2 separate regions of the Homo sapiens genome follow, and region 1 is linked to region 2. A link is a loop called in an ENCODE intact Hi-C map of the cell type or tissue named here. Cell type or tissue: endothelial cell of umbilical vein. All regions are shown on one strand.

What was found. Peaks named below come from ENCODE experiments on the same cell type or tissue, not always from the same donor. Only the 100,000 strongest peaks of a DNase experiment are listed, where the experiment ranks them.
Region 1: it touches region 2 in a loop (4-fold over the local background); 2 of 110 quality-filtered maps call a loop at or near these places.

What each region holds. Positions count from the first base shown.
Region 1 is chr11:135,023,624-135,031,623 of GRCh38, forward strand. No RefSeq gene overlaps it. Among named protein-coding and RNA genes, the nearest start is that of LINC02717, 20 kb to the left of the region's middle. In endothelial cell of umbilical vein, no CTCF peak of the experiment used is centred here; no DNase peak of the experiment used is centred here.
Region 2 is chr11:134,946,097-134,954,096 of GRCh38, forward strand. LINC02697 (long intergenic non-protein coding RNA 2697) reads left to right here and starts at 4,893. Exons shown (of 2, transcript NR_187396.1): 1 at 4,893-5,201. RefSeq lists enhancers at 1,210-1,710, 1,711-2,211, 2,764-3,963. In endothelial cell of umbilical vein, no CTCF peak of the experiment used is centred here; a DNase peak (open chromatin) is centred at 3,125; H3K27ac peaks cover 2,112 bases.

The sequences.
Region 1 (8,000 bases), 78 kb after region 2:
TGTGCCTAGTCCCTGTATAAGGAGGCCTGTTTGACTAGGAGGCCCTATTGACAGAGTCAGAGTGGGGCGGGAACTGCATTAGAATCTTCAAAGCTGCCATGGTTTCACCAAATGTCAAGGCAGCACATCATGTAGGGCTTTAGTTTTAGGCCTTATGCCACACCGAGATCAAACACAGGCCTAAAGATTGACACATTGAAAGTAGTGGCAAAGCTACAATTACTTTTGCTCCAGCCTAATACATTATGCTATTCTCCCACTGCCTGTCTCATAGCCTTGAAGTAGAAAGTCTCCTAGAACATATCGTCAGGCCAGATCCAGAGAAGACAGTGGAAAACACAGTGAATTCATAGTAGAAGTTGCCCACTATGTCAGGTTAACTATATATTCGATTAGAGCCCTGCAATGTTTCCTCGTTGAGGTAAATTACACTAATGCTTTTATTGGTTGTTTGTTTACTGAGGTAAAATTCATACTACATAAAGAACAATTTTAAAGTGTTAAATTCAATGATGTTTAGCACATTTGCAAGGTTGTGCCATCATACCTTTGTCTAGTTCCAAAATATTTTCATGGTCTTTTTAAAAGAGAAGTCCTTTACCCTTAAATACTCACTTTCCATTTTTCCTTCCTTCCCAGACATCAGCAACCACTAATTAGTTCTCTGTACAGATTTAACTGTTCTAGATATTTTAGATAAATGAAATAATACAGTACTTGATTTTTTTGGTCTAATTTTCTGCACATTAGGCTCAAATAATGAACACATGATGAAAATTACGCTAAGTGAAAAGTTGTAGCATGTATCAAATACTTCATTACTTTTTGTGGCTGAATAATATTCCATTATATGAATAAACCAGATTTGTTTATACATTCATGCATTTTATTTTATGTTATTTTATTGAAATCTCTCTCTGTTATCTGGGCTGGAATGCCCTGGCACAATCATAGCTCTCTGGAGCCTTGAACTCCTGGGCTCTAGCAATCCTCCCCTCTCAGGCTCCTGAGTAGCTGGGGCTATAGGTGTGTGCCACCATGCCCAGATAATTTTAAAACATTTTTGTAGATATGAGATTTTGCTATGTTTTCCACACTAGTGTCAAACACCTGGCCTCAAGCAACCCTCCTGCCTTGGCTTCTCAGAGTTCTGGAATTACAAGTATGAGCTACTGTGCCCAGCCCCATTCATGCATTTTAATCAAAGTTTGTAAGTAGCATTTCTAAATGGCAGAATACACAGAAGGCCCCTCACTTCAGCAGGAGGGGGAGGTCAGAGCATGCAGAGTCTCCAATTTTTACCAACACTGCACTCTAACCAAAGAAGGTAGCAGCCTGGGCATGGTTATGTGGGCAAATGAATACTTTGCCTCTCATCTCTGTCCTCGGCACCATCATCCTTTCTGACCCACCCCTAAACCTGAAGAAACTCAGTTTTTCGGAGATGTTCAAAACCTATTCTCTAACCTTCATTGTGGATCTCCTCACCCCAGAAAGTTTTCTAGGCCTTGGTCTGAGGGCTGAGGTCCAGCTGGGCTTTTTAATCAGCAGATTTTTTCTGGAGGCCCTGATTGCTATATTGAAATTCTCTTCATCCACAGCCAGAGAAAACAATGAGTCAAACAATGAGTCTTGCTCAGAATCAGTTATTTTGAACTGTTCATTGACATTCTCATGAAAACATCCCTCAGCCCGGCCCACTTCTCCCAGAAATGCACCCCAATATCTTCAAGGCACTGGAGCTTTTCCACTCAGGTGACAGACCTGTTCCACTCTTTGGGTCCATTGGAGGGAGGCAGATGATGGAAGAGAGAAGGGAGCATCATGCCAGTTATTACTTTAAGAGACACTTAATGAGACTGTTGCATGAGTGATGGGCTGTACAAAACAAGATGTTTAAAGCTATTTGGATTTCAATTGAAAGTGTGAAAAATACGTGTTTTGTGAGAGGTGTTGTTGCCTGATGTGAAAATGTAAGATGTTTTCCTACTCAGACTAAACATATAAATGGATGAAGAAAGGCTCTAATAAGGTTATGCACGTTGAAGTGATTTTTGTCATGGAGCTATGTGCAGATGTTGTATGTAGGAGTGGACAGTGATATTATTGGTATCACTCCAGTCTATAGAGCTTATACACAGTGTTTTAAATCCATTTATAAATATATCAAACAAAATGCATCTTGTGTCAGGAGGTAGAAGGTAATGCTTCTTTATATTTACAGTTAAATCTGAAGTATAGAGAAGGCAAAAATCTTCCATTTCTTACCAAATCAGGATAAAAAACAAGGGATCCTAAATCCTGACGTGGTGAGTTTCTATTTTGCATTGCTTTGCCTGAATAGGTGACTTAGCTTGTTTTTAAAATAGAAGCAACTTGGAATGGAAAATGGCCTTTCTTTGAAAACATACATATTTTATAGAAAAGCAGATATGGATTCAGAAAACAAGCCAGAAATCTTACAGTGGAAAGTATGTATGTGTGTGTGGTGGAGAAGGAGGTAGGGGAGAATAAAATTTGTATTTAATGAACCAGGTTTTATTCCTATTCTATCACCATGGCAGTCAATGTACTTAGCTCACTAATTAGGCGATCGCAAACACTTTTTTTATTTACTTTACTATAGGGCCTGGAAAACTCAATACTATTTTCCTAAGCCTTTTTGACAGTAGGGGTAGTGATATGTCATTTTTCAGACTAATTAATTATATGTGATTACTGTGGGGGAAGTCTAGAACATTTATTTTCTTTCCAAATAGAAGAAACAGTTGAAACTAATGAAATTTTTTTATTTTTCTGCTTTGATTACAGATATAATTTTGAGTTGGACGTGCCATGTTGTTCATGGCAAAGTCATAAGCATAAAACAAAGGCCAACAGAACAAAGAAAGACCATCACTCCATCACTCACACCAGCTAGCTCTAAAATAACACCATCAGCTGCCTATCCCTAGGTTATGCATTTTGAGAAAATACTACCTCCTAATTTACAGCTGTATGTATGTTGAAATTCTAGAGCCGATTACATAATTTGCAAATTGGACTTGCAACTAAATTTCTCAGATATGGTGTTAAAATGGGAAAGAGTCCATTTCAGAGAGCCCAATAGAGTTGACAGGATAATTAGCTAAGAAATGTGCACAAGGTCGTGGCTGAGGCTGATATAGAGGAGACCTTTCTCTACCTTCTTCTCCATCACCAATACCTCCTCCTCCTTCCTGGGATACTGTCATACCCATAGCATTGCTAAATGTAGCAAAAAATTCTTTCCTGGGCAGATCTCAAGGTTAGGCATAGATTTGCACTTGGGCTGGATGAATGAGTGAAAGACAAATAGACTTTCAAGTTCCAAATAAGAAAAATGAATTGGATATTTGCCTGTAGAACTCATCAATCATATTTTCCTAGACTCTTCCTTCACCTTAATTATTCTGGCACCCTGCTTAGGTCTTTCACCTGAGCACTTAACTGAAGAATACTTTAAAGCTCAGCTGGGTGCCACCAACCCTCCTCAGGTTGTGTGTGCATGTGAAAATATGTATATGCCTGCTAAAGCTTAATTTTTTTCTTTTTCTAGAAGTATTTATATTTGAATAGGAGATTCCTGAAGCTATAAGGCCTTTAAAGTGTGACAGAGCAGATATTTTGTAGATATGGTTTCCAGTATTCTGACGGATGGTAAATGACGCCATTTATATGTCTTACTTTACAGGAAGTAAAAGAAAGGCAGATACTCTGCATGCATTTTCAATGTGCTTGAGCTAATAAGAAGCAGTATTTAAGTAAGAAACCAGCTTGTGTACTCTTGTCTTTAATGCAGGTGTAGTGATTCATTAACAGCCTTGATTATGAAGATTTTAAGTGATGCTGATGGCCTAAACTTTTATGATTTTTGCCTTGATTATTTATAGGTTATAAAGAGAACAGGCTCTTTGAAGCAGAAAAAAACACTGCTTCCAAGAGCCAAGACTCATTTGCTGATTTTTCAAGGCTAATCATTTAACTCTTGCTTAATTACATACCAGGGTCAGGAAGAGAGCCGTTTTCAGCACTGGACAGCGACAAGCAGGGCTAGCTACGTAGCACCTCAGTGAAGAAAGATCTAAGTCTAGAGAGAAAAACTGAGTTTACTCAGGTTGGAGAAAAGAGAAAACAAGATTAAAACAAGAGTGGATCTTTAAAAATAAATATTATTAACTTTTTTTTTTTTTTTGAGACGGAGTCTGGCTCTGTCGCCCAGGCTGGAGTGCGGTGGCGCGATCTCGGCTCACTGCAAGCTCCGCCTCCCGGGTTCACGCCATTCTCCTGCCTCAGCCTCCCGAGTAGCTGGGATTACAGGCGCCCGCCACCATGCCCGGCTAATTTTTTTTTTTTTTTTGTATTTTTAGTAGAGACGGGGTTTCACTGTGTTAGCCAGGATGGTCTCGATCTCCTGACCTCGTGATCCGCCGGTCTCGGCCTCCCAAAGTGCTGGGATTAAAGGCGTGAGCCACGGCGCCCGGCCTATTAACTTTTTTTCTTTAGCAATTGAGTAGGAATTTTCTTGTTTTAATGTAAATCAATTATTTTCAGCTATGTCACCACCATAAAATCAAAGCTAGAGTGCACAGATTTCATGCCCTCAGCTTTTTTCTTGATTCTTTCCATGGTTTTTTATGGAATTGAAGCTAACCCCTTTTGTCTCTTCTCCTCCCCCAGTGCAATGGAAGCACTAGTCTCAGGTAGGAAATCTCACCCAAGTGGAGAAAAGTGGAGCCCCAGAAAGGGGTGGTGTGTGCTGTATCTCACCATTTTCTTAAGTGTTTCCTCCCACTGCTGATCAAACCCTAATTATTGTTGAGACCGTGTGTGTGCCTTTCTCTAAGTATATTTATTCTGATGTGAAGTCATTTCTAGGAGCATAGCTGATATCGTTGAAACTGTTTGCTGAGTGCATTATCTTTTTTTTGCAAAGCATTATGACAGTCTCTATCCAAATCAGCATTTTGCCTGATTCCATTAAGCAGTGGCCTAGGAAAAACAAAACAGGAAGCTCAGGCATGCTTATGCATGCTGGCACATGCTTGTGTGTATATATACAAACATAGTATACATATATTTATATATTAGATGCCATGACATCTAGAAGGGATGTAACCCAGGGATTGGCTGGCTATTGATGTACATATAATCAGGAATATTTTGATCTGTTAAGTTTATTTATATCTTAACTTTTTCCATTTTTACAATAAAATCATTTACATGAAGGTTGATACTGAAAAAGGAAATGAATATAATGAGTATCAGAACTAAAGAAACGAACAGGCAGTGTCGCGCATCAGCTTAGCTGAGAAATATATCCTTGCTGTAATTAAACATCAAACTTGTCTCTGAACTTCCTCAATAGAAGCAAGTGCCAGAGGCTCTGCTCGCAGTGCCCCTCTGAGGGGCTTGCAGTCGCTGTCTGTGTGGAGGATTTGGGCACTTCAACATGGAGAGCCGCTCCTTCCTCCACTGCCCTGCCCAGGAGTGACAAGAACTTGCTTACGGCAGACTGTAGTGAGCAAAACTGAATCGCAAGGACAAAGAGCCCAACACATTTTCCTGAAGTTTAACTGTTTTCTAGAGAATAAAAGCAGGAAAGAACAGTTTTAGATTTGAGTATTTTCAGATTAAAAATACTTTGTTATGAGTGGTGACATAGGGAGAATAGTGCTTTACCGAATACTCCTTATCTGTTATCTCTTCATCAGGCATTATTTATATGATATATGATATCAACTCTTCCCAACAAGCCTAAAGAAATTCCACTATCATCACAGAGCAAAGAAAACTGAGTCTCTAGAAAGGCTGAAGAATTTGCTGACGGTCACCCAAGTAGTAAGAACCAGAGCCGGGATTTAAACTCAGATCCAATCAAATTCCTACAGTTTCATTTATTGAAGTGCAGAGCATTGTGTGTGCCGTAACGATGGGGCATAGTCTCACTGCTGATGGTGGCACAGGCATCTGGGATATCACGTAGAGATCCAACCCGTGTGCCGTAGCAATGGGGCTTAGTCTCACTGCTGATGGTGGCACAGGCATCTGGGATATCACGTAGAGATCCAACCCGTGTGCCGTAACAATGGGGCTTAGTCTCACTGCTGATGGTGGCACAGGCATCTGGGGTATCACGTAGAGATCCAACCCCTGTAACATCAAGGCCTCATAGTCAAAAGAGAAGACTATGTGAGGCAGAGCCCGTTCAAACAGAGGTCTTGTAAGAGAAGTGCTGCAGGCCCAGGGAATCTGTTGTGTCCAGGGAATTTTAAACCCATACAAGGACAGCCTGGCTGTTCCATTTTCTACGAAGCTGGGGAATAGTACTGAGTTCCTCAGATCATTCTTCTCCTTACTCTTTCCCATAATTTCAGAATCATGCAAGAGTCAAGAGATTTCACACTTTCCAGCACCCACATCTTTATCTATATTTATATTTATATGTCTATATATCTATATCTACATTTACATCTATCCATATATCTCAGATCTATCTACATATCTACCTATCATCTAATCTATCTATTACCTATCTATCTCTTATCTATCTATCTGTCAGTCCTCTATCTATCATCGATCTATCTTAAATATGTTGAGAGATAGAGACACTTACTCTCCAGGTTCTCTGCAGAGCCCTGACTACTAAGGGAAGTTACCAAATACGATGAGGGACAGGACGCATATTTGTGAGGGCAGAGGAGCATCTTATTTCCCAAGTGGAGTGTGGAGCCCCACGGAGCTCTAAGTGAGCCAGTGTTTCAAACCTCCCCAATGCGCTGTGTTCAACGGCTCCCAAGGAGGCATTGTCTCTACGTCTGGCCTGCACTACCACAACAAGGCCTGAGGCTTTGCATCAGAAAGGGCGTCCAAACCAGGAAGGCTGCGAAAGGAAAAGGGAGATGCCTTTTCTTGGGATTGCTGGGATTAAACCAGCTTAGAATCTGGATTTAAGTATAAAGGCCACATGGCTGCTCTCTCTGCAAGGTTTGAATTTGCTCCAAACTGAGAAGTGGACGTGCCTCCCGGAGCAGGTTTATCTTGAAAAGGAGAAACAACTGGGGTTAAGCTGAGTCTCTCAGGAGGCCAAGAGTACTTCCTTTCTGGGTGGGGCTTGTGTTGTGTTGGCCCCCAGGCAGGGGTTCAAATGGCATCTCACTTCCCCATCTCTCCAGCGTGTGGGCTGGCATCCACGGTCCTTCCTGCTTCTCTGCTCATCATGGGGAATTGACTCAATTCAGAACATTGGCCAGTAATTGTCTCAGAAGGTGACAAGGGCAGCCTGTGCAGTGGCTCAGGAAATGGGAAGAGGCCTCATTTCCTGCATTTGGATGGATGGACTCAGCCTGAATTCTGTTTGGAGTGGAGTTTGACAGATGCTTATAATAACTGTCTCTTACACTACACAAAATCAGCAACTGTCTGTGCAGGAGACTGGCTGTGTTCCATTTGCTAGAAAAGAAGCCAGAGAAAATAGCCCTAAAAATCAGCATGGAGGGTTTGGATTAGCCAGTTGAGGTCTTTTCTGATGTGGGTAGACCGGGAAAGCCTTTTTCAGGAAGAGGGAGCACCTCCTGCTTGGTGCCTCCGGAGTTTGTCACACCTGATATTATAAAAGGTCTTGTCGGAAAGGACCAGGAATGAAGCTCCCATGCAGCGCATGGCAGGCACATCCTGGATCCATGCAAGGTGATTTATGTGTGGTCACTTTCCTGCATCTGGCAACAACCCTGAGAGACGATGCAGGTGATAACCTCCGAGATGACTGCACAAGCTCGCATAATCATACACACAGAAAGATTAATGGTTCACACTCACAGGGCCCTTGTGATTTGCCAGGAAATTCTCTAAGCAGGAATGGGCAGGACAGAAGTGTTGACCTTCAAGCCCAAGTGAGAGCTGCTACTTATCTTTCCCTGAACCCAGTGCCCCCCTACTGGATGTATGCCTTGGACAGAAAATAAAATCTGCAGGTGAACTGA
Region 2 (8,000 bases):
GGAGACGTCCTGAGAGAGGCCCGAGAGTGCCCTCTGAAGAGGAAACCGCATCACCGAAGCCTGGGCTGGCCCCAGCTGAGGGCAGGAATACCTGCAAGCCCAGAGGGCCCCAGGGCCTCCTGAGCAGTGTGGGCTGAGTCAGCTCCTTACTGGGCAGGGTTAGACTGAGACAGGAGCTCCAGCCCCAGCAGGCTGGAGGTATTCGTTGGGCACCATCGCATCGAGCCCAGAGGGTGACTCCAGAGCATGACTGTCTTTCAAACTTTAGAAAATCTTGGGACCTTACTCTTACACAAAATTCACAGATGTTTAGCAAGTATACTGTTTCAATAATGTCTGTAAGACATAATTTAGTAGAAAAAACTTATATAAATCCATAATCGACGTTTGGAAGATATTGGAAAAGCAGTATGGATAGCCACATTAGGGCATTGAAGTTGGTGGTGAAATCGTAGGACTTCTAATAACATTTCTTTCATTTTTATGATTTAAAAATTATTATCAAGAAAAACTTTCATTCTATAGAACTTTAGAATTCCTAAGCAGGATGGAAAATCTCAATCCAAACCAATCTTGCCCTAACTCTTCCTGCCAGATGAGATCATTTTGGTAAAAGTAGATTTAATTCTATTAAAGCTGCTTTACTTTTCAATGCTTAATAGGATGCAAATGTATGCAATTAATTTAGTTATTTGCATAATAAATATTCCCATAAAGTATCTTTGCTGCATGATCCCAAGTGTTTTATTATTAATTATGTTTTTCAAAATCAGAGAAGAAATATGAATGTTGGTAAGTATTTTAAAAAGCATCTATTCCTGTTTGTTTCTCTAAATTCAGTTTGGGATTAGTGGCCCTTAGCAATGGATTAGAAATTTGCAGTGTGCAAGAATGGGTCTGAGAAGCTTGGCTCCTGAGCTCAGGAAAACCCTCTGGCTAAGATGGAGGTGGCAAGATCCGTCCTGAGCTCTTCCTGCACCATCCTTGCTTGGAGCTCATTGTCCTGAAAGAAAATGGAATATACAAGCAGGGTGTGAGGAGAGGAAAGCAAGCAGGCCCTGCACTGTGCTGTACCCACCCCAGTCCCTCATGTCTTCACTGGAGGTTCAGACCCTGCCTGGGTCCAGCCTGGGTTTCCCTCCTCCTCCGCAGGGAGGAGCCGCTCTATTCCCACCTTCCCACTCTGTCCACTGTTCTGCAGATCTGCCTGACCTCAGGTAGACCAGAGTTTTCATTGCATTAAAATATTTTCTCCACCACAAAAGCAATATATAGTCATTATGCAAAATATGTGATTCACAGATAAACAAAAGGAAAAATGCAAATTAACTATAATCCCACCATTCAGAAAAATTTATTTTTAATACCTTGAGATGATCAGCATGCCTTTAAGTTTCCCAGAATTAAATGTCTGTGGCCAAATCCTTTGGAGAAATCTACATGTGAAACTGGCTGCAGATCTTCCTCATTCCAAAACTCACTTGAACACAGAATCTTCATGTAGTAGTTTTTAATAAAACGTGTATTCTGTGAGACGGGTTTTGAGAAATCCTAGTGTAATCCCTGCTTGTTCCTGGCAGCTGCCCCCAGTGCCGTCTCTGTCAGGCTGGTGGCCTGTCTGTCCCTGCGGAGGAGAGAACAGGACCTTGCACTGCTGTGACCGCCAGTTCCCAGGCCCCGTGGGATGAGCCGTGTCCTCACGGCAAGCCTGCCCTGCCTGACCTCTGGGTCTGTCTCGTGGCTATTGTCTCTTTATTTTTCAGCTACCTCTTGTCTTCATAACATGAATGTCCTTGCCAGCATATGGGCACAGTTTGATTAGGGGAGAATTATCACCCGTTTAATGCAATATACAACCAGTGTGAGATGCAGAGACACCGAGTCTTGTGTAAATTATCTTACAAATCTGAGGCCAGGCACGGTGGTTCAAGCCTGTAATCCCAGCACTTTGGGAGGCTGAGGCGGGAGGATCACCCGAGGTCAGGAGTTGGAGACCAGCCCAGCCAATATGGTGAAACCCCGTCTCTACTAAAAATACAAAGATTAGCTGGGCATGGTGGCAGGCACCTGTAATCCTAGCTACTCAGGAGGCTGAGGCAGGAGAATCATTTGAACCTGGGAGGTGGAGGTTGTATTGAGCTGAGATCGTGCCACTGCACTCCAGCCTGGGTGACAGAGTGAGTCTCTATCCCAAAAAAAAAAATTAAATAAATAAATAATAATTTTACAAATCTGAGATATGCGCCTGAAAGACACATCTTAGATTTCTCGCCAACTCATTGATCAAGTCACCTATCCACAGAATAACTGAGTCAGTCTGCTGTCTTCACCCAGGAAAGTGATCAGGTCTTTATAGCTCAAGGCTGGGTTTGCTTGTAGGAAATCCCTGTGTGGGCTGCAAGATTCAAGATGCATTGGGGATTTCTCCCTCAAAAATATCTTCTCCATGGATGCCCCAGGGAGCTCTCATGGAAGCTATCAGAGTGGTCTTTGTCCAGGAGATGCAGTCATCCTCATGGAAGCTATCAGAGTGGTCTTTGGCCAAGAGATGCAGTCATCCTCATCGAAGCTATCAGAGTTGTCTTTGGCCAGGAGATGCAGTCATCCTCATGGAAGCTATCTGAGTGGTCTTTTGGCTGGGAGATGCAGTCATCCACAGATCTCTTCTTGTTTTAGCCACCTCTCTCTCCTCCATGGGCTCTCTAAGGAAAATACATGCATAGGCTAAACTGGCAAAGGAAAGCAAAGTAACGCTTTATTATTAATTGGGACTTTGGTTCCAAGCCTCCAAACAGAATTCCATTAAACTATGTTGGACTCAATAGGTAATTCTTCATGAGAATTTATGAGAATATGCATAAGGCAGCTCAGAGCTTAGAACCAAGTGCTGGGCAGTATATTCCTTTTTATGCACTCACAACCAGACCTTAAGCTTGACTCCATCAACCAGGCCAGAGAATTCCTACAATAGCAGGAGGAAATGGAGTCACAGCACAAGGGACCCTGTTTGTCTGCAGTGCTCAGCACAAAACCAGCCAAGCCTGGTTGCTGTATTAGGAAGAGAGAACTTTCCGAGAGAAAGCCTGTCTGGCCCTTGGCACTTCCCGCTGCAGTCACTGGAGAGGTAAGAGAGAAAAGGGGCCACTCTGTCATGTGTTTTCTCTGAAAACAAACCCAGGACACTATGACTAAGCATTGACCAAGAGCTTGGAATTTCCTGTCCTTGATGCCACAAGCAATCCCAAACTTGGCAATGTAAAATAGCAACTGTTTTGTAGTGCTCTTGGGTTCTGCAATCCAGGGATCTGAGAACAGCATTGTAGGGTGGTTTATCTCTGCTCCACACTGTCTGCATCCTCAGCTTGGAAGACCGGGAGGCTGGAGGCAGCTTGGCAGCTGGGGTCTGAACCCCCCTGCAGGCACACTTCTTCACATGGCAGTTGATGCTGGCTGCTGGCTGGGACCTCTGCTGGGCTGCCAGCCAGAATATCTGTTTGTGGCTTCTCCATGTGGCTGTTTGGGGTTCTTCAAATTTCTTCTAAGAGTGAACATCCCAAGAGAACCAGGCTGAAGCCATATCACCTTTCGCATGCTAGCCTTGGGAGTAAAATCATGTCCTTCTCATTGTACTCCATTAATCAGGGCAGTCGCAAAGATCCAGCCAGACTGAATGAGAGGGGACAGACATCATCATTCCACGGCTGGTACGTTAAGCTTACATTGTAAGAAAAGCATGTGGGATGTGCAGTGTTATTACTTGCCACCCAACTCACCCTCGATTAGTAATAAAGTGTCTATATGGGACACGTGGAAGCAAGGGGGAGAGAAATAAGAGTCCTAAGTTTCTCCCAGATACTGACTGATACTGGGAAACGTGCCTAAAACCCACTGCTGGAATCCTTCTCTGGATCAGAGCACGCAGCCTCAGAACAGTGAGTAATTAAGCTGTTATTGGCTGTTGGTGTCAATAGCCAATACTGACTACACACTTCATTGTCTATTGGTCATATTAGAAAGCAGACGGGACTGAAGATCTAGACGGATAAATTGTTCTTTGGTGAAGGGTTTTGGGACACGTTTCATCAATAGGTTCCTATCAGGCAAATGCTCCAGGAGGCTGGAGATGAAAACTGAACAAATAACTGAAAGAAAAGAATAAAGAAATGCCTTCTTTAAGCCTTGGCTCCTTCACAATTTGACCATGACCAGTCCTTCCCAGAAGTGAGAGTCAGCTGGGCAGGAGTTTTCCTCCATCAGTGGAGTCATTTTATCAACATCCAGCCTTAGAGCGCTTCTTTACGGAGGGAGAAACTCAAACACAAGGCAGGGGAGGTGACAAGTGTGTTCTCCAGGCCTGGGGTTTCAGGTGAGGGTGGAGGTGTGGGGCCAGGCAGGTGGTGGCTATCCCCTCTTCCCCATAAGGAAGATAACACGAACATGCAGGTTGATGCAGGGAGAGCAGAATTATGGGATGTTACATCTTACAGAAATATCAGTTATGTTTCTTTAATTGTCAGTGACAAAAAGATATTTTTTCTACAAATAAAAAAGGCCATATTTGGAATAATATGGAGCATCTTACAAAAGGAAAATTGTACCTGTACCTAATAAGCCATAGTAGCTCTGGGAACTGAATCTCGGGCACCAGGAACAGTCTCGCATGTCATTGTAATCTGGATTCATGAGCTCTGACTTTCCACAGTCTTTGAGTCACTGAGCACTAGGATCAACTTTCACAGAGGATCCAGATAATCAGCCAGCTTAAGTCACACTCCTACAGCTTGGCTAGGGTAGGGATTCCTCACCAACAGTCCCATAAGATCTTATCCAGTCAGGAGGGGCTGGCCCAATCTGAAGTGCAGCCGAGACCGGGAGCCACAGACCTGGAACCTGTGTACTCAAAGAGTTGTCCACATGCCAGCAGCACTGGCCCTTCCAGGAGCTGTTAGAAATGTAGAACCTCAGAGCCTACATTGAAGATATTGAATCGGAGTCTGCACATCGCTTCTGAGAAGCCATGAGCTAAGCTGATGCCATTCAGCTGGGTAGCATCGCAGTCACTGTGCAACTTTTAAACATACAGCTGCCCAGGCCCACTGCAGACCTGCTAAATTCAAGCTCCTTGTAGTGGGGCCAGGGCCCTGGGACTTCATACAAAACTCTGCAAGTCATCACTGATGAGAAAACCAAGACTCGATGAGGTAAAGCAACTTCCCCCACCACAAAACCTAGTCCTGTGTGAGGGAGCCAGGGGTATTTACATTTTCCTAATTTACATCCTTTTAAACTGCATTTTTCAGAGTCTCCTGAGCTCAGAGGAAGAAGCTGCATAACCAGCACACTTCCAGAGAGGACCGAGGAAGAGAGCGTTGCTTCAGCCAGGGTCTGATTAGTCATGCCTGGCAGGCTCTGCTGAGCTGGGTGCTCATGGGTTTTGCTTGCTGAGCTGAATTAATATATTAGTGGATTTCATGTTTGACTCGCTCTTTCTTTCTCACTGCGCAGGAGCTAAAGGAGTGGAGCTGGGGATGCCAATGTTTCTGTTTAGACAGCTGAAGGGGCCATGCGAGCCCACAGCGAGAGCTGCAGGAGCAGCTACTACAGGGAGTGGGCAGATTTTAGGGTGCGCAGATTTGTACTTGGTGTGGCTCGGTTGTACATTCAGGAATCTCTTTCCTTGTGATACGCAGAGCTGCACGTGGAAGATGTTAGGAACACAGCTGGGTGCAGTTTTGCTGGTTAGTTCTGAACAAACCTACAGACGTGAGATTTGAACTCTATAAGGGAAGAAAGCAAGGAGGAAGAAGGCACTGAGGCTGCCTGTCACCAGAAGGGTTCTGGGCAAAACGGGGTAGAGTGACTTGGGACAGTTCCTCCTAACGATAGCACAGGCAGTAGGGGTTGAGACACAGTGGGGTTGAGACTTGCTTAAATGTATAGTTATTCAGCCAGCCATTTTCATAGAATAATTGTGGGTTGCCCTGAGCTGCCGCGTTCACATGCTCTGCAGTGGAGTACTATATGCTAATGTGAGATGGGAGTACACCCAGATTTCACCCCCCTAGAACGTGGTTTTTTTTTTTTTAAAGTAAAACAATGCTATGGCCAGGTGTGGCCTGTTAGCTTTAAAAACAAATGGCCTCTGCTGAGGGACACTTGGGTTGTTTCCCTGTCTTGGCTACGGTGAGCAGTGCTGCAGTGGACATGGGAGGGCAGGCAGCTCTTCTACCCACTGACCTCCTTTCCTGTGGGTTTGTCCCCAGAAGTGGGACCTGCTGGATCATATCGAAGCTCTGGTTGTCATTTTCTGAGGAACCTTCAGGCTGTTTTCATCCTGGCTCTACTAATTTACATTCCCACCCTCAGTGAATAAGGGTTCACTCTTCACATCCTCACCAGCACAGGTTACCTTTTTTGACTTTTTCATAATTGCCATCCTAACAGGTGCGAGGTGATAACTGTTTGCGGCTTTAATTTGCATTTCCCTGATGATTAGTTGAGGACTTTTTCATATACCTGTTGCCCATTTGTATGTCTTCTTTGGAAAAATGTCTATTCAGGTCCTTTGCCCATTTTTAATCAGGTTATTACTCTTATTATTTTGCTACTGAGCTGTATGAGTTTCTTATTTATTTAAAATATTAACCCCCTTTCAGATATATGGTTTGAAAATGATGTCTTTTATTCCATAGGTTGGCAGATGAATGGATTAAGAATATGTGATACACACACACACACACACACAGGCACACGTACTAAAATATCTTTCAGCCTTAACAAGAAGAAAATCTTGCCATTTGCAATGACATAGATAAACCTAGAAGACATTATGTTAAATGAAATAAAGCAAGCACAGAAAATCACATACTACATGATCTCACTTATATGTAGAATCTAGAAAAGTTGGAATCATTGAAATAGAGTAGAATGAAAGCCACAAAGAGCTGGGGGTAGGAGAAACAGGGAGATGATGGTCAAAGGTCAAAGGACACAAACTTGCAGGTATAAGATGAGTCAGTTCTGGAGACCTAGTGTACAGCATGGGGACTCCAGTTAATAATGTGTTTGACACGTGGAACTTGGAAAGAGTCGATCTCAAGTATTTTCACTACACACACACACACACACACAAGTACCTGTGAGGTGAAGGATATGTTAATTTGCTTGATTGTGGTAATCATTTCACAATGTATGTCTATATAAAACATCATGCTTCACACTTTAAATACGTAGAGTTGTAAATGTCAATTTTACCTCAATGAAATGGCAGGTCCTTTCCTTGACCTGCCACCTGACCTGCTACAGTTCAGAGGTTTGAGGCAGGGTAGAGTCACCACCAGAGTGGAGATGGAGGCAGTGTTTAAATAACACACAATTATGTTGGGAAGTCAAAGGGGACACCAGGCTCTCTAAGGAAAAGCTTGGCCTCTTCAGGACATTCTAGGAGGACAGCACATAATCCACACCCCACACCACGCCTTTCCCTGGGTGATGTCATTCCTGAATCCACACCCCACACCATGCCTTTCCCTGGGTGATGTCATTCCTGAATCCACACCCCACACCATGCCTTTCCCTGGGTGATGTCATTCCTGAATCCACACCCCACACCATGCCTTTCCCTGGGTGATGTCATTCCTGAATCCACATCCCACACCATGACTTTCCCTGGGTGATGTCATTCCCGCTGTGGCATCTGGATCATCCACCTGCCAACACTGCCCAGAGCCTCACCTCCAGACCAGACCCACCCTCTTCAGATGGCCCACCCTGTAGACCCTCTCAAAGAGCTCACAGGCACCCCCAGAGAAGGTGTCCCAAATTCCTCCTTCTCTCACCAGCCTGTTCTCACTGAAGTCTTGGTTATCTTAGTAAATGGCACCACTACCCAACCAGTTGCTTGAGTCCATAAATGTGGGACTTGCCATTCACACCACCCGTTGTCTTATCACTCAGTTTAAACACATCTCTCAGCCTTGACCATTTCACTTTCAAAGTAT